Linked DNA regions of Homo sapiens: regions 2 and 3 are each linked to region 1. Evidence: chromatin contacts called from ENCODE Hi-C or POLR2A ChIA-PET data. All regions are on one chromosome and are shown on one strand. Each heading gives the region's core, a stretch centred on a gene start or an enhancer-like site at or near the end of the contact. The rest is flanking DNA. Distances are from core to core; before and after follow the strand shown. Region 1 overlaps PHLPP1 (PH domain and leucine rich repeat protein phosphatase 1). Region 2 overlaps PHLPP1 (PH domain and leucine rich repeat protein phosphatase 1). Region 3 has its middle 280 kb from the start of PHLPP1.

Evidence for each region. A loop is a pair of places that touch in the nucleus more often than their neighbours do. ChIA-PET counts read pairs that join two places held with the same protein, here RNA polymerase II (POLR2A). Pooled maps may share reads with other maps.
Region 2: a map of PC-3 shows a loop between it and region 1 (2.3-fold over the local background). The contact joins two enhancer-like sites. A Hi-C loop is called at or near these places in 4 of 168 maps with a recorded cell type or tissue (CD8-positive, alpha-beta T cell, PC-3, dorsolateral prefrontal cortex and 1 more) and 2 of 50 pooled maps. POLR2A ChIA-PET finds 5 or more read pairs at or near these places in 1 of 52 experiments (MCF 10A).
Region 3: a map of HCT116 shows a loop between it and region 1 (3-fold over the local background). The contact joins two enhancer-like sites. A Hi-C loop is called at or near these places in 1 of 168 maps with a recorded cell type or tissue (HCT116). POLR2A ChIA-PET finds 5 or more read pairs at or near these places in 1 of 52 experiments (activated CD4-positive, alpha-beta T cell).

What each region holds. Positions count from the first base shown.
Region 1 is chr18:62,934,301-62,938,545 of GRCh38, reverse strand. All of the region lies in intron 10 of PHLPP1 (PH domain and leucine rich repeat protein phosphatase 1), which reads right to left. Among named protein-coding and RNA genes, the nearest start is that of PHLPP1, 220 kb to the right of the region's middle. Within about 2 kb of position 2,810, at least 4 of the 41 ENCODE cell types and tissues checked have a DNase peak (open chromatin) inside an H3K27ac peak, as active enhancers do; they include dorsolateral prefrontal cortex, where a contact is called at or near this core.
Region 2 is chr18:62,977,653-62,981,668 of GRCh38, reverse strand. It overlaps PHLPP1 (PH domain and leucine rich repeat protein phosphatase 1), which reads right to left. Exons shown (of 17, transcript NM_194449.4): 17 at 1,236-3,407. The coding sequence ends at 2,238. Among named protein-coding and RNA genes, the nearest start is that of PHLPP1, 260 kb to the right of the region's middle. Within about 2 kb of position 2,293, at least 2 of the 41 ENCODE cell types and tissues checked have a DNase peak (open chromatin) inside an H3K27ac peak, as active enhancers do; they include dorsolateral prefrontal cortex, where a contact is called at or near this core.
Region 3 is chr18:62,996,975-63,001,044 of GRCh38, reverse strand. No RefSeq gene overlaps it. Among named protein-coding and RNA genes, the nearest start is that of PHLPP1, 280 kb to the right of the region's middle. Within about 2 kb of position 1,509, at least 4 of the 41 ENCODE cell types and tissues checked have a DNase peak (open chromatin) inside an H3K27ac peak, as active enhancers do.

The DNA of each region.
Region 1 (4,245 bases), core at 1,561-4,060:
GACTAAAAATATTTTTTATTATCATAGTATCAGGAAAATTAAATTCAATACCCATTCACTTAAGCCATTCTTCCTAAAACCTCACAATGTTTCAGCAGGAGACAATTTAAATTGGTTTAATAGTCTACATTTCATCCTTCCACCAGAACGAACAAATACTTTAGTTTTGCAAAGTTTCTCCAGGATGGTTAACAATTTTAGTAAATAAATAGGCTCCAGAACCCCACTCTCTGCTTTCAACCTTGCAAAAAAGCTGAATTCTTAAAGGGCTGAGTCAGGTCTCAACTCTGTATGATGTGATAACTATCCTCAAGCTTCTTCCTTACAGAATTTTGTAATAAGTATACTATAAAAAAGATGGTTTAATGTGCCAACAGCTGTTTCATGCTTCATCCATATAACATTTTTCACTATGCAATCCTCTTCTAATTAGAGAAAAAGCAGTAACATATGACTGTTTTCTTTTCATTTGTAAGGTACTTTGTAGATTCCACAGACACCACAGACCTTTCTTCCTTCTTCTTTTTTATTTTCTTTTTTGACAGAGTCTTGCTCTGTTGCCCAGGCTGGAATGCAGTGGCATTTGGCTCACAGCAACCTCCGCCTCCCAGGTTCAAGCAATTCTCCCACCTTAGCCTCCTGAGTAGCTGGGATTACAGGCATGCACCACCATGCCCAGGTAATTTTTGTATTTTTAGCAGAGACAGGGTTTCACCATGTTGGCCAGGCTGGTCTCGAACTCCTGACTTCAAGTGACCCACCTGCCTAGGCCTCCCAAAGTGCTGGGACTACAGGTGTGAGCCACTGCACCTGGCCACTATTTTCTATCTCATTTGATTTTTCCATCACCCCAGAGATATAACCTCTCATATTTCACGAAAGACAAAACTCAAAGCTGAGAAAGTAACATTATTTGGCAATGGCTCAATAGTAACTAGTGGCAGAGACAGAAATAAAACTCGGATTTCATCAGTCTCAAGTCCACAGTTTTCTACCATGTGTCTCCAAAATTCAAATGTTGAAAAATAATTATAAAAACCTTTTTGTGGGGACATTTTCATAGGTCCTTTTTTTCTAAAAGAGCTGGAGGGTCAAGCAGGGCACCTGCATGTAATGTGAAGACCACGTGTGCACAGCATTTCAAACTCAATTCTTAAAACAAGTTAGTAAATAGCACAGTACTCAAGAACTTCTCTCAGCATAGAGTTCAAAAGTCTCAGAGAAAAGACACACAGATATGGCTCCTGCCCTAAAGTGTTTGGAAAGTCACCCGCAACAACAGTGAGACAAATCCATTTCCTGCTTCTTGAGCAATTGCTCTGCTCTCCTTGGCATATTCTGTCCATTTGACTCATCTATATATTTTTTGTTTTGTTTGCTTTTTAGTAATTTCCAGCACACCCTTAAATTTTACAGCCAAATTCTCTTAGAAACAGGGCACAGGATTTGGTACCATAACAGATTTATCTATTTGTAGACATACCAGGTATTGTAAAAATGATTTTTCTGGAAATCTGTACTGGGACTTATATACCATTAAAACTCTACATAGTCACAACTGTCTAACCCCAGCAAAACTCTTACTTTTAGGCAACCCTCTGATTTCTGTCTCCGAAGCATTCCAGAAGTGTAAACATTCCAAGTTTCTTATTATTGCTTGTTTTTATAACAAAGTACTTTTGACAGTTCCATCTATCTTCACAAGGCTGACACTTCACGTTGTATTTCATTATCAGTCCTCCTTTCTTCTCCAATCAGTCTTATTATCTTAGATGACCTTGATGTTTTTGAAGTGTACTCGACAAACATTCTGTAAAATGTCTCTCAATTTAGGTTTTATGTTTCATCATCATTAGAGTAAGGTCATGCGTTTTTGGCAAAAATATCGCAGAGGTTGTGCCCTTCTCAGGGCATCACATCAGGATATATGTGAGGCCAATGTCTTATTATTGGAGATATTAACTTTGATTACTTGGTTAAGGTGGTGTCTGCCAAGCATCTCCACTGCAAAGTAATAATTTTTTCTTTTGTAATTAAATAACGTGTGGAGAGATCATTTGAGACTATGAAACTCTTCTGTTTCTCATACTTTTGCCCATTAATTTAGCATTTGTGCTTGTAACAATCATTTCTGTGTTGTTTGCCAAGTGATTTTTCTATTTTCATGATTCCCTCTACTTACAGTTTGTTAAATGGAATTATCCTACAAGAGCTCTCCCAATTTATTTACCTAATTACTTGCTTTATTTCAGTATGGTCATATTGATGTTTATTTTATTCTGCTGGATAGAATTTATTACTATCATTGTGTACTTTTTGCTCACGTTGTCCCAAATGTGGCCACTGGGAGCTCCTTCAAGTTGACTCACGCATCCTTTGACATGCTCCCGTCATTTTGTGAGCATTTCTTTACTTTTGGGCTCATCTTGTATTCAGCCTGCTCTAGCCCTACACTCAATCCTGTTTCCAAGGACACCTGATTCCTTTTGTTGAAGAATGATACTTAAAAAGCAAAGTCTTTTTATTTAATTTTATTTTTTTGTGAGATGGAGTCTTGCTCTGTTGCCCAAGCTGGAGTGCAATGGCTTGATCTCGGCTCACTGCAACCTCCACCTCCTGGGTTCAAGTGATTCTCCTGTCTCAGCCTCCCAAGTAGCTGAGATTACAGGCATGCATCACCAGCCCGGCTAATTTTTGTATTTTTAGTAGAGACGGGGTTTTGCCACACTGGCCAGGCTGGTCTCGAACTCCTGACCTCAGGTGATCCGCCCACCTCGGCCTCCCAAAGTGCTGGGATTACAGGCAGGAGCCATGGCACCCGGCCAAAAACCAAGGTCTTGATGTTAGATATACTTCCTGGTACTGGCGTGTCACTATTTCTAGGCCTTCTTCTCAGCAGAAAGAACTAAAACATACATGTTTAGCTGTCTGGTAAGGTTTGTCTCTCCCTTGTATTAATAGTTTTACTTTTTCAGTGTTTTCCCGGCTATTCTTATATGATTCTTTTAACCATATGAACAGTAGCATCAATTTGTCTAACTTGATCATAAAAGCATTTTGGTATTTACATGATGATTGTGTTAAATTTGCAAAGTAATCTACAAAAAACTGATATCTTAATAATATTAAGTCGTCCTATCTAAGAACAAGGAATATTGTTTCATTTGTTCAAATTTGCAAATTTCAGAAGTGTTTTAACGTTTTATTCATACAGTTTTTGCACATTTCTTATTTATTCTTAAGTAACCTCCTTTGATGCTATTTTAAATGGGATTTTCACTACCAATATAATATGTCTTCCAATGGCTATGTTTGTGTATACAAAGGCTTTTGATTTCTGCATATTAACTTTATATCCCTGCTACTTTGTTGAAATACTTTGTTGTCTGAATTCATTTATCAGTGATTCTCTAGGGTTTTCCAAGTATACTATCATGTTAACTGCAATAGAGATAGTTTCTCTCTTCTTTACCCAACGCTCATGCCTCTAATTGATCTTTTCTTGTCTAATTACCTGGCTAATATATCTAATATAATATTGAATAAGAGTGAAAATAACGGGCTTTCTTGTCCTGTTACTGATCTTAGTAGAAATACCAATGGGGTTTCCCCATTAAGAAATTGGCTTTAGGACTAAGTGTGTGTGTATATAATGTTAAAGAAGTATCCCTCCATACCTGAGGTACTATTTTCCTTATTTTTTTATTAACAGCTTTATTGAGATATAATTCATAATTCACATATGGCTACACCTTGTTTATCCACACATGAGCTGAGGAACATTTGGGTTGTTTCCATTTTGGGGGTAAGTTAAGTTCAAGTACATGTATATTTTATTTTAGATTCAGAAGGTATATGTGCAGGTTTGTTAAACGGGTAAATTGTGTAATGCTGGCATTTAGGCATCACCCAAATATTTGGGTACCACCAAATAGTACCCAATAGGTAGTTTTTCAAACCGTATATCCCTTATCTCTTTCAGAGTCCTCAGTGTCTCTTGTTTCCGGCTTTATGGCCATGTGTATACACTGTTTAGCCCCCATGTATTAAGAAATAATGTGCAGTATTTTTCTGTTTCTGTATTAATTCACTGAGGATAACAGTCTCCAGCTGCATCCATGTTGCTGCAAAGGACATAATTTTGTTCTTTTTTATGGCTGTGTAGTATTCCATGGTATATATGTACCATATTTTCTTTATCCAATTCACCACCGACGGGTACATAGGTTGATTCCATGACTTTGC
Region 2 (4,016 bases), core at 1,044-3,543, 44 kb before region 1:
AGCGCTCCGCCTGTACTGGGGAGTCAGCTTCCTTGGTCCCTGGGTCTCTCACTGGGCCGAGATGAGGCAATTCTCTTCCATGGCTTTAGTGGTTTCCAAAGAGCACTGTGTGCAAGTAGCCTGATGTGGAAATGAAGTACGGCCATTACGAAAACAAAGTCCACCCAGCGGCCTCCTAGAGGGGGACACAGAGCCCACCACCAAGTCTACTAGTTAAGAAATAAGAACTGCCCTGTCACTGAATTAGCCAGGTCCCACCCAAGGGCAGACCTAAAGAAGGAAGCCAGGTCTACATAGGAAGGTGGTCCATGTGAGATGAAGACCAACAGTATCTTCCACACAAGGTTCACACGTGTAGGGTGGGGGCGAGGTGAAGGCGGAGGTCCCTGTCTGTAAATGCAGTTGACTAGTAGCTGGGAATACTGGCTTTCTTAAGTACACACCGCTGCACCTACACGATTCCTGCTGGTGGTGGAAGGCAAGCCAACCAGCTTGATTGACCCTGTCCAAGTAAGAGGCAGGTTAACCTGCTTATGTGAGCTACAGGCCCCCCAGGAAAACTGAAAACTTCGCTTCGTGAGAGTAAAGTTGTCCAGGGATCTCCCCTATCTATGCAACCTCTGTCTATCCCCCTTCTCACATCTTCCCTAAGAAGTACCCAAACATCTTACCCTAAGTCATAAGAAGAAATAGAAAAGCTGTAAGATCAGGCCTGGCACAGTGGCTCACACCTGTAATCCTAGCACTTTGGGAGGCTGAGGTGGGCAGATCACTTGAGGTTAGGAGTATGAGACCAGCCTGGCCAACATGGTGAAACCCCATCTTTACTAAAAATACAAAAATTGGCTGGGCATGGTGGCGGGTGCCTGTAATGCCAGCTATTCAGAGGCTGAGGCAGGAGAATCACTTGAACCCGGGAGGCGGAGGTTGCAGTGGGCAGAGAACACACCACTGCACTCCAGCCTGGGAGACAGAGCGAGACTCCATTTCAAAAAAAAAAAAAAAAGAAAAGAAAAGAAAAGAAAAGCTGTAAGATCAGCTAATTATACTGCTTACCATTTGGTTAATTTCACATTTCATTCAATGTAGGTTAACTTACTGGATGTTTTTCTCTTAAAAAAAAAATCAGAAATATCTGATAACCCCAATATTCCATCCATTCTTTCTAAACGCAAGCTAGTGTGACTGTCTCCAAGAAACATCTGGCTGCTGAGACAAAAGCAGATACTTGTAAATACTTGTAAATTTCATATTTATTGTAACAAAAATTATGACATGTCCATTTGTGCATTCTGCTTGAGTATAACTCTGGGTATGTAAATGGCCTAATGGGGCACTATACAACCATGCTGATTGTGGCAGCAGTAAGGAACACAGTTAAAAGTGTCTGTCAAAGTGGGAAGGCTGGGACAGGGGAGGAAAATGGGTTCAGGGCCCTTGGGTGCAGGTTCTTGTCCAGTGGCCTAAGATCCATTTCCTCCGGACAGAAACACTGCAGCTGCTCAGCCTCCTCATTCAGTGAAGTGAGGGTGAGTTGTGAGGCAGGCAGGCTCCTCAGAGGGGAGGGGGAGGGGAAACGTCAGTTACTTGGGCTGTGTCCTTACGCCAAGACTACAAAACATCGTAAGCCTCACTATACAACACTGAGCTATTTACAATGGAAATTCTCAATCAGCTGTTCTCTCAGAGAAAATTAGTGAATCCCAGTGACTTAAGTCACCTGACAGAGTAAAGCAACTCCTAGGAGTTAGTCTCCATATTCTACAAATGTCTATTATTTTCAAGACAAAAACAAAACAAAACAAAACAAAACAAAACAAAAGCCTTTTCCCCCCAAAGAAATACAGAATTACAATATTATTAAATCATTTAGCAACGGCAGCCTGCCCTGCCTTCCAAACAAACAACAAAAAGCCATTTTAAAAAATATTACATTATCATTAACTGTTTCTCTGTAATATATTAAACCTTTTGTTCTTTGTCTTTACATATCTGATATGTTAGGGGGAGAAGTTAACAAATGTAAATCATATTGGTAAAGCATCACTAGAAGAAAGTGGTGATTACTTAAAAAAATAACCCAAAGAAAGAGAACCTACAGATTAGCTGCGATGACAGGTTGGGAACAGTGTCTGGGGGAAGGATGTGGAGTAAAACCCCTGGTTTAATGTGAGCCTGGGAGACTCTTGCAACTCAGTCTTTTGTGGTTAGTTTATTTGTTAAACAGCTCGGCTGGGTCATAGTGGCGTGTCGTAATAATCTGGCAGCTGGTCCAGCTGGTAGTGCCGCGGCAGCTGCGGCTGGAGCTGAGGGGGTGGTGGCGGCTGCTGCTGCTGCTGTTGCTCCTGGTGATGCTTCATGATTTCTTTGACCTCCTCTTCCAGCTCCGGGGGTATGATAAACTGATCATCAGGATCCGGCTGAGCCGGGGCAGCAAAATAGCCTCCAGGCTTTCGAAGAGGTGCGTCTGTAGCCACCTCTATCACATTGTGGCTCCTTTCCTGGGGCGCAACAGAGCCATTGGCCCTCCGGCGCCCAATGGTCCCAACGGCAGAGAAGTCTGCCTTCCTGGGCAGACCTGGCTCATCCTCGTTGGCGCTGATGACAATGCCCTCATCACTGGCCTCTGCTGGCACCTGAAGCAGGTGCTGCTGTTTCTCCTTCTCCTTGGCCCGGCTGCAGTGGATGTCCACCTCCACCTCCACCCGGCTGCCGTTGGTGAAGACGCCCTCGATGGGCTCCTCATCGTCACTGTCAAGGCCGTTGTCGGAGAAGGCGCTAGAGAACGTGGCGCTGGATAGCTGGCGCTGGAAGGAGTTGGACAGACAGATGGGGTGGAGCATGCAGCGCTGCTCACTGGGGTAGGCAGGGCTGTTCTCGCTTAGGGCTCCGGGCGGGGGCTCATCGGAGGCTGTTGACCCCACCTCGCTGCTCATCTCAGAAGTGGAGAGCTCACTGCTAATCTCGGAAGCCATGCCGCTGCTGGAGGACGGCACGCCCAGCCCATCTGAGGGCCGATCCTTGATCACCATGTTCACTGAGGGAGGAAAGATGCCAGGACTGGGTGGTGGCACAGCCCCACCGGCGCTGAGCTCGCAGCAGCAGAAGCTGTCCTCAGTGACACTGAGCTGCACCACCACAGCGCTGATGCTGTCGTGGCAGCCGTAGCTCTGGGCCAGGGTACACAGCTTCTTGGCAGCAGCCAGGGCATCGGGCACGTTGCGCACGGCTTCCACGGCCTCCTCGACGGACAGGCTGTCCCACAACCCCTTACTGCCTAGGATGAAGAACTCATCCTGGGGAGTCAGGAGCACGGACTGCACGTGGGGGCGAGGCACCACACTGGGATGGAGGAAGGTGTAGCCCAGGATGCGCGTGGACTCAGTCACTCCGTTCACCTTGCCATCCTGGAAGAACAAGGGTTTGCAGACAGACAGTTAATACAGAGCACCTGCGGCAACTGTGCAGGTTCCCTGCGGGTCCCTCGACTGTCTCGACTGTAGGACCACAGAGAAGTGCTGTGTGGCCCACAGAGGAAAGAAGGGCTCACTCTGTAGTGAGTAGTTAATGTGCACCTGTCATCAGAAACCCCAGGTAGTAGGCCTGGGCAGGTAAGGAGCAGTAGGGACAAAAGGAAAAGATTTCGGTTATGTGTGTTACTGGGACCCCATTCACACTAGGTCACAAGTCCTGCTGTTTATCTAAAGCAAGCCATCATCTAGCCTTACACAGCAAGCATAGCTGGCTAGCTCCTCCTGTAAACATGGGTTTACATCTTCCCTCCCTTGGTGAACATGGTGATCAAGGATCGGCCCTCAGACGGGCTGGGTGTAGGAAGACTCTGAGGTAGCAAGAGACTTTCTGATAGAAGCCAGTCCTGAGCAAAGACACATGACGCAGGCATATATCAAGACAATGCTCCTAAATCTTCCATTGCTCTCCATGATCACAAGAGGCAGTAGTGTCTAAAGGTCCAGAGAGGACTTGAAAGTACTTAAGCGGTGGAGAAAACCTTG
Region 3 (4,070 bases), core at 260-2,759, 64 kb before region 1:
GTGAGCTTCTGTGGGTTAGGATGCTTTCATACGCACATAACCAACCCAACTCAAGTGGCTCAGGCAACAAAGGATCTATCCTACACCTTGAATTGCATGATGAAAATAGATATGCATGCAGGTAACAATGATGAGTGTCCATGAGCATGGGGAGATGTGGGGGGCCCAGGCAGTAGGGCAGTACGTGTCAGATGTCAGCAGTGCTTACCTGGATGGGGGAGAGGAGAGCTGTAGAGAACCAGACAGAAGACTGCCTTTCAGCCTAAACATGTGCATTCACCTTACTTCATGGCTTTCCTGGAACAAAATGGCTCTTCACATTTGTGAATTGGAAGTGGGTTTTGTGCTGGAGTCAGCCCCAAAGAAGACATACAAGGTTTAGCGTCCTTTTTGAGACAAAAAGCTTCCCATGGAACCAGTATATTCTACCAAGATTTCAAAACTCTCTCTTTTTGTTTTTTTAGACAGAGTCTGGCTCTGTCGCCCAGGCTGGAGTGTGGTGGCACGATCTCGGCTCACTGCAACCTCTGACTCCCAGGTTCAAGCAATTCTCCTGCCTCAGCCTCCCAAGTTGCTGGGATTACAGGTGCCCGCCACCACACCCAGCTAATTTTTGTATTTTTAGTAGAGACAAGATTTCACCATCTTGGCCAGGATGGTCTCGATCTCTTGACCTCGTGATCCGACCGCCTCCGCCTCCCAAAGTGCTGGGGTTACAGGCGTGAGCCACTGCGCAGGGACTCCAATTCCTTTTTAAATTTATTTCTTCAGCGTTGTCACTGAGATCTGTCTGTCCAGGTGGAGAAGCACCTGGAGTGACAGCATCTGTCCTCAGGAGCATACTGCAGAGCTATAAACATGACGAACTCTCAGGAGTCCAAAGACACCAGGTATCCCAGGCTGGGCGCACACATGGATGTTGTTGCAGTGAGAACCAAAGACTTTTGCTTGAATTTCCTCCTCCTGGGGGACAAGGGCCATAGAGTCCTGGATGCTTAGCTCAAGGCCAATAGGCATGTGTTATATGCTAATCGATACACGCATTTGTGACCTGGGAGCATGCTGTTTTGAGCAGCTGCATGTCTATAGGAAATAATAAAGTGATTCATTTTTATGTTGCAAACTTCAGTATTTGATATAAATTCTATCAATATGCCTTTGCCACCAAGCTCCTGCCTCTAATATTTAACCATCATCTATTGTAGTTGCAACAAACTGAATCGATTGAGATTGAAAAATCAGATGTAAAAAAAAAAGTAGAAAAACATGTCCTTTGTGGTTAATATTAATCTTGCGATTGATTTTTTTCTTTTAAGGAAGTCTGCCAAGAATAGAGGAGACAATTAGGAGAAAAAGTGATTCACTGTATCCACAGCTTCGGAGGTCAAAAGGAGACAGAGCTGGCCTTGGTATTTGGCAGAGAGGAGAGTCAAGAGGTTGGGCCAGCAGCCGCACAGAAACACATCACATGAGACCTGGAGAGGGAGGAGGCAAAGAGCACGGGGCAGTCAGGAGGACGGGCTGGGCGCCATGCTCTGCGGGAGGGAGGGAGGCTCTGGCCTCCATGCCTTGGCTCCCAGTACAGCACCTTCCTGTTCCTGGATTAGCTTCCTGGACCAGACACAACACTCAATGACCTCTTTTAGTCAAAAACCTCTCCAAGACCAGGCTATTCTCGGCCTGCTGCACTTCTGCTTAGGCTATTCCAGAAGTGACCCCTCTATCAGAGCCAAGAAGGCTGTGTGGCACCTCTGGGTAAGATCTGTGGGGTCACTCACCAGAGACCCCTGGCACTTAGCTCATCAGAAGAAGATGGCTGAGCCTAGAAGGTGCTGACAAAACAAAAAACAAAACAAGCCCCCCTACTCCCACAACTTTCTCAGGTCATCACACCCTGGAATGATCCCAAGCAGCCCCATGCCACCACTCCCCAACCTTCTAGGAACCTCAGTAAAGGAGAAATATGTTATTGATGTCTCCACTCCACAGCTGTTGTCTCCCACGCACCCGCTATCTGCCTGGCACTGTTGGTCATTTTAGGGACACTTTAGACAGGTAAGTTTCTACTCTCATGAAGCTTCCAACCTAATGGGGAGATTGTGAACAGGCAGATAAATGAGATCATTTCGGATATTGATGAAGGACAGGAAGAAATTAAAATGCAGTAATGTAATGTGGGGTGACTTGGAAGGGAGGGCCTTCCAAGTCAGGGTGGTCAAAGAAGACCCTTCAGTTACCCTGTGGGGAGGCAACATCTGAGCTGAGGTCAGAACAGAGAAGGAGCTGACACAACACTCTCGGAGGAAGCACAGCAGACTGAAGAAGAGCGACTACACTGGGTCTAAATGGAGACCAGCCAGGCTCGCGCCGCAGGAAGGAAGCCGGTGTAACTAGACCAGTCACTGTAACTGGGGGTGACTTTGCCTCCCAGGGGATATCTGGCAATGTCTGCAGACAGTGTTGCTGTCGGCAGTGTGGGAGGATGCTAGTGGCAGCTAGTAGGTAGAGGCTAGAGATGGCACTAACTGTCCCACAATGCACAGGACAGCACCCAACCAAAGAATGATCTGGACTGAAATGTGCCTGGTGCTGAGGCTGAGAATCTTGGGGCCAGAGGGTGGAGTGAGGGCAAGAGGGCAAAAGCCCATGGCTGGGAGGTGGACAGATCACATAAGACCACGGGGGCCCTGATGAGGAGTTTGGGTTGTATTCTAAAATGATGGAAGGCCACTGGAGACCTCCCCTCGGGAATCTGGCATGATGTGCATTAACAATGATGGCTCTGATGGGAAATAGATGGCTGTGGGTGCATAATGGACCCTCCTACAGAAGTGCAAATGAGAGGTGATGGTAGCTTACAGGAGCTGTGGAGACAGACAGAAGTGGATGGCTGGGATATGTCTTTTTAAAAATGAGGCTGGGCGTGGTGGCTCACGCCTGTAATCCCAGCACTTTGAGAGGCCGAGGTGGGCGAATCACCTGAGGTCACGAGTTCGAGACCAGCCTGACCAACATGGAGAAACCCTGTCTCTACTAAAAATACAAAATTAGCCGGGCATGGTGGTGCATGCCTGTAATCCCAGCTACTTGGGAGGCTGAGGCAGGAGAACTGCTTGAATCCGGGAGGCAGAGGTTGCAGTGAGCCGAGATGGCGCCACTGCACTCCAGCCTGGGTGACAGAGCGAGACTCCATCTCAGACACACACACAGAGGCTGGGCGCAGTGGCTCATGTCTATAATCCCAGCACTTTGGGAGGCCGGGGCAGGCGGATCACGAGATCATGAGTTCGAGACAAGACTAGCCAACATGGTGAAACCCTGTCTCTACTAAAAACACAAAAATTAGCTGGGCATGGTGGCAGGTGCCTGTAATCCCAGCTACTTGCAAGGCTGAGGCAGGAGAATTGCTTGAACCCGGGAGGTAGAGGTTGCAGTGAGCCAAGACCACACCACTGCACTTCAGCCTGGGAGACAGAGCAAGACTCTGTCTTAAAAAAAAAAAAAAAGAAAGAAAGAAAGAAAGCAAGAAACAGACTTGTCAATGAATCATCTGTGCAAAGTCAGAGTAGGGAGGGAAAAAGGAATCGAGGATGATCCCTGGAGTTTAGGGCAGAGCAAATGAGTGGATAATGGTGACATTTTTGTGATGAAAAAGACTATGGGAGAAATAGTTTGGAGTAGCAAACCGGGAGTTCTGTTTTGGACGGGATGTGTTTGTGATGCCTATTACATATTCACAGGCAGAAAGACAGTAGACACTGCGCTAGCACCAGACAGATGGTATTTAAAGTACATAAGAGACACTGAAATCCACCAACAGTTACCAGTTTATGCCAGACTACTTAAACAATACTAAATTCAACATCAAAGAAGAATAGAGGAAGATATGTTCCTCTTATTGTTTGCCTAGAAAAAGTTCCTTAAGATCTAATCATTTTTGATTCTTAGAAGAATAATTATTTTAAGGAGGCAGGAGGACAATTCTCACTTACACGTGATCTAGGAAGATGTCAAAAAATGCAGAATCATCCAGTAGAAGCCGTTAGGGGTCAGGACACACTTCACATGCC